Regions from separate parts of the Homo sapiens genome. Here region 1 is linked to region 2. A link is a loop called in an ENCODE intact Hi-C map of the cell type or tissue named here. Cell type or tissue: GM12878. All regions are shown on one strand.

The links. A loop is a pair of places that touch in the nucleus more often than their neighbours do. Peaks named below come from ENCODE experiments on the same cell type or tissue, not always from the same donor. Only the 100,000 strongest peaks of a DNase experiment are listed, where the experiment ranks them.
Region 1: it touches region 2 in a loop (4-fold over the local background); 2 of 110 quality-filtered maps call a loop at or near these places.

The regions. Positions count from the first base shown.
Region 1 is chr12:110,618,340-110,620,839 of GRCh38, forward strand. It overlaps TCTN1 (tectonic family member 1), which reads left to right. Exons shown (of 15, transcript NM_001082538.3): 2 at 1,497-1,617. Among named protein-coding and RNA genes, the nearest start is that of TCTN1, 5.5 kb to the left of the region's middle. RefSeq lists an enhancer at 1,194-1,413. In GM12878, a CTCF peak has its summit at 1,439; a DNase peak (open chromatin) is centred at 1,322; H3K4me3 peaks cover 1,059 bases; H3K27ac peaks cover 1,737 bases.
Region 2 is chr12:110,667,301-110,669,800 of GRCh38, forward strand. The region is part of intron 3 of HVCN1 (hydrogen voltage gated channel 1); the gene reads right to left. All of the region lies in intron 1 of LOC124903017 (a long non-coding RNA gene), which reads left to right. Among named protein-coding and RNA genes, the nearest start is that of HVCN1, 21 kb to the right of the region's middle. RefSeq lists an enhancer at 1,722-1,821. In GM12878, a CTCF peak has its summit at 1,330; DNase peaks (open chromatin) are centred at 1,957 and 2,357; H3K4me3 peaks cover 2,500 bases; H3K27ac peaks cover 2,500 bases.

The DNA.
Region 1 (2,500 bases), 49 kb before region 2:
ACGCCATTCTCCCGCCTCAGCCTCCCCAGTAGCTGGGACTACAGGTGCCCGCCACCACACCCAGCTAGTTTTTATATTGTTAGTAGAGACGGGGTTTCACCGTGTTAGCCAGGATGGTCTCAATCTCCTGACCTTGTGATCCGCCTGCCTTGGCCTCCCAAAGTGCTGGGATTACAGGCATGAACCACCGCGCCCAGCCTAATTTTTGTATTTTTAATAGAGACAGGGTTTAACCATGTTGGCCAGGGCAGTCTCAAACTCCTGACCTCAAGTGATCTGCCCGCCTCCCAAAGTGCAGGAATTACAGATGTGAGCCACCGTGCCTGGTTTGAAATCTTCTTTTGAAAAAGAAAACGTTACAGATAAGATTGAAGGTTGATCTTACTTCTTCCCTTCCAGCAATAATTGCAACTATAAATTCATTCTCTATTTTTTAAAAGGGTTTTCTTGTCCTTATTTGACAGAATAAGATAGAGAATTAAAAATCCAGATAATCATCTTTGTTGCAAAGCGGCAAAGAAAAATCATCCTTATTAATGATTAAAAGTTGACCAGGAGTGGTGGCTCACACCTGTAATCCCAGCACTTTGGGTGGCTAAGGCTGGCAGATCACTTGAGGTCAGGAGTTTGAGACCAGCCTGGCCAACATGGTGAAACCCCGTCCCTAATAAAAATACAAAAAAAAAAAAAAAGTTGGGCGTGGTAGTGCATGCCTTTAATCCCAGCTACTCAGGAGGCTGAGGCAGGAGAATAGCTTGAACCCAGGAGGTGGAGGTTGCAGTGAGCCAAGATTGCACCATTGCACTCCAGCCTGGGCAACAAGAGCCGAAACTCCTTTAAAAAATAAATAAATAAATAAAATAATTAAAAGTTGTGAGGTGGGGGAGATTCCTACCCCGCCCTCATACCTTATTGTCTAAATCACCAAAGACATTCTGAGCACCTGAGCCGGTATGATTCTTGGCCAAGGGTCTGTGAATATGAGTTCAGCTTTAAAGCAGCAGGTTATACGTGAAGAGGGGGCAAGATTGAAAAGTCTCTTTCCTGAAGGTTTAAGTGGGCCCTTCCTCTGAATCGTAATCTCTAGAGGAGGGGCTTAAGGACTTTGGAGTTTTAAACTGGTGGTTCTTATGGTCAGGCAAATGGTTTAGGGGTGCTTGTTCTTAAACTTGTCTAATTATAAGCATCACCTGGAAAGTTTCTGAAAACTGCAAATGCCTGGGTTTCATATTCAGCTTACGAAATCAGCATCTCTGTAGGCAAAGCACTAACAGAACTTTCCAAGCGAGTCAGATCATTAGCCACTTTGGGGAAACCTCTGATTGTGGGATGCTCAAACTGACTCATTTCCACTTCACAAATTTCCCCCAAAGTGCAATAGGAAAAATAAAATGGATCTTTTTTATGAAATTGACTTATGGTACACTGTGGTGGCAGGGGGCAGTCACCACCTGCTGATGGTGATGTTCTGGATCCTACCCCTCTTTTTTCTGCAGTTGCTGTTCTCTGTGTCTGTGACTTATCCCCAGCACAGTGTGACATCAACTGCTGCTGTGATCCCGACTGCAGCTCCGTGGATTTCAGTGTCTTTTCTGCCTGCTCAGTTCCAGTTGTCACGTAAGTTTACGTATGACACATGCAATTTTGAAAAAATTTGACCAGGATAATACAATTTGGAGAAAGGGAAAACTTTCCCAGGCTTAAAAACCCAAACCTGATTTCCAGTGTTTTACGTCGTTCTGAAGCCATACCGTCCAAACAAATATGTAAAAAAGTAGCTATCCCTGGCAGGGCGCAGTGGCTCACGCCTGTAATCCCAGCACTTTGGGAGGCTGAGGTGGGTGGATCACGAGGTCAGGAGATTGGGACCATTCTGGCTAACACGGTGAAACCCCGTCTCTACTAAAAATCCAAAAAAATTAGCCGGGCATGTTGGCGGGCACCTGTGGTCCCAGCTACTCGGGAGGCTGAGGCAGGAGAATGGCGTGAACCCGGGAGGCAGAGCTTGCAGTGAGTGGAGATTGCGCTACTGCACTCTAGCCTGGGTGACAGAGCGAGACTCAGTCTCAAAAAAAAAAAAAGTAGCTATCCCTTATTTGCATTCAGCCAGGTGACTGTGCAGGCAAAAGAGAAGAGAGAATATACATTAAAATAATGTAATGAAACCTCTGTGTTTGAAGATTGAATTACATTTCAATTTGAGTTGTAGACAGTGGTCACATTTTTTGTATCAGTGAATTAGTATAGCCTAGGGTGAAAAGTGCATTTTAATTTCACAGCTTTTGTTGTGGACATAGTATTTGTAACAAAAAATTAGATAAGAAATCTGTACTTTTCTGATATGTAAATCTACCAGGAATTCTCACAGTTCGCATTGTATAGAACAATGAAAAATGACATTTCCAGCTGATTATAAGGTAAATAAATAATCTGTTCTGAATGATCTCTTATAATTGAGGTTTCAAGGCTTCTTTTTTTTTTTTTTTTTTATGAGATGGAG
Region 2 (2,500 bases):
GTTTTGTAATTTTAGTAGAGACAGGGTTTCACCATGTTGGCCAAGCTGGTCTCGAACTCCTGACCTCAGGTGATCCGCCCGCCTCTGCCTCCCAAAGTGCTGGGATTACACGCGTGAGCCACCGTGCCTGGCCATAATTCCCTTTTTTGAGATAGGGTCTCGCTCTGTCACCCAGGCTGGACTGTAGTGTGCGATCACGGTTCACTGCAGCCTTGACCTCCCGGGATCAAGCGATCCTCCCACAAAAGCCTCCTGAGTAGCTGGAACTATAGGCACATACCATCACGCTCAGCTAATTTTTTGTATTTTTTTGTAGAGGCAGGGTTTTGCTATGTTGCCCAGGCTGGTCTCAAACTCCTGGGCTCAAGTGATCCACCCGCCTCGGCCTCCCAAAGTTCTGGGATTACAGGCATGAGCCCATGCCTGACCCCATACTTTCCTTTGGAAACACCTTACCTGGCAGACAAGAGCAGCCTGTCCTATTTCTCAGTAGTGTGGGAACCTCAAGGTACTTTGCAAAAACCGCATTTATATTTTACAGAAGAGGAAATTTTTCTTTCTGAAACCTTGCAACTGGTGAAGAAGCAACTTTTAGTAATTTGGGATGAAAATATCTAGGGCACTCAGCAGAGCAGAAAACATTTCTGGTTTTCAGTCAAAAGTCTGTCATGCCAGAAGCAGAAAAGCTCCAGAAAAGGGCAAAGATAGGGTTGATCAAGAGAATGTGGTGGGCCTCAGCAGCTTCACCATGCACTCCAGACTCCTAGCATTCATGGACAGACTGATCCTGCCACCACGCCCGGCTAATTTTTGTAATTTTAGTAGTGTGGCGTACAGAGCACCTGCCTCGGTGCCTGGCTCAGAGCAGCCCCCAGCTCTGGAAGTGCCAGCTATGATCATCCCTTAACAACAAAAACTCACCTGGGCATGGTGACTCACATCTGCAATCCCAGCACTTTGGGAGGCCAAGATGGGCAGATCACTTCAGGTCAAGAGTTTGAGACCAGCCTGACCAACATGGCGAAACCCCATCTCTATTAAAAACAAACAAAAAAATAGCCAGGCGTGGTGGTGGGCACTTGTAATCCCAGCTACTTGGGAGGCTGAGGCATGAAAATTGCTTGAACCTAGGAGGCAGAGGTTGCAGTGAGCCAAGATCATGCCACTGCACTCCAGCCTGGGTGACAGAGTGAGACTGTCTCAAGAAAACAAAACAAAAAACCCCAAAACTCTTCTCCTCCAGCTTCATCACCATCCTTGGATATTTCATTTCTCTGCCCACTGCCTGCCTCTGCATCCCTCAGGCTGTTAAGTTACATGAGCTGATACAGCCGCTTTGTGGCTTAAGTGACACTGAGCTGTGTTTCTGTCACTTATAACCCCAAAAGTCTACAGGTGGAGTTGCTGATGCGGGACACCCCCACAGCTCCATCTCCCATGCAAGAATCCTTGCTGTCCCCACTGTACCCTGATGCTCCTCTGCGGTCACCTTTCCATATCAAAACCTGTGACCGTGGCTCCAACCTGCCTGACGGTCCCACACTCTTTGACGCTGTTGAATCTGCTGTGCTTGGCAATCTCGCCCCCTGCTTCTCCTGCTATCTCTGGCCACCCTCCTCAGCTTCCTGTACCATGTCCCTGCCCCATACCAGGAGTCCTGGAGACCTCAGCCTTGACCCTGTCCTTGGGCCGGTGACTCTCTCTTTGGGGGCCTTAGCACAGCTGTGTTCTCGGTGCCGTTCACGTTCAAATCAAAGACTCCAGTCTGATGTTCAAGATCCTGCTGGGTCATTGGTTTGCTGTGACCCAACTGACCTGATTTCTTACCTTTCTCTCCCAGTCCACTCCTCCTTCCACATCCCCTAGGGCACGCTGTCACTTACCTGGCTGCCCAGGCCAAGAACAGAAAATCGTCCTTGGCTCCTCCTTCTCCCTCACACCCCATCGGTTTCACTTCCTGAACCTGGCTGGCACTCCATCGTCCCCTCTCCCTCACCAGAACCTGCCCTGACCCTCCCTCCACCTGCCTGCAGCCAGGGTCCTCCTTCTCCAATGCCAACCTGACTGTGTCCCTGCTGTGCAGCGACCTCCATGCCCACAACTGCCTTCAGGATCGAGTCCCAGCTCTCTTGGCTTCCCCAGGCCCTGGTCTCCCTGCCAGCCTTATTCCTTCCTAGCACCCTGCCTCTGCCAGCCTCCAGCCACATGGAACTTGCAGTTCTAGAGCGGACCACGCTCTCTTGCTTCCAGGACTCCGCATGGCCTGTCCCCATCCCATCTATCTTCCAGGTCTTACACCTAGATTTTACCTTCCCTGGGAGGCCTTCTTTAATTCTCCCTCACCCCAGTTGGGGTGTACGTCACACTGTCTTAACAACCACTGAGACACTGTCCCCACCACATTGGGCTGTGAACGCTGGGAGGGCAGAGACTCTTCCTCAGTCACAGGGAGAGGCTCAAGAAGTGGTTAAGAGGCCGGGCGCGGTGGCTCAAGCCTGTA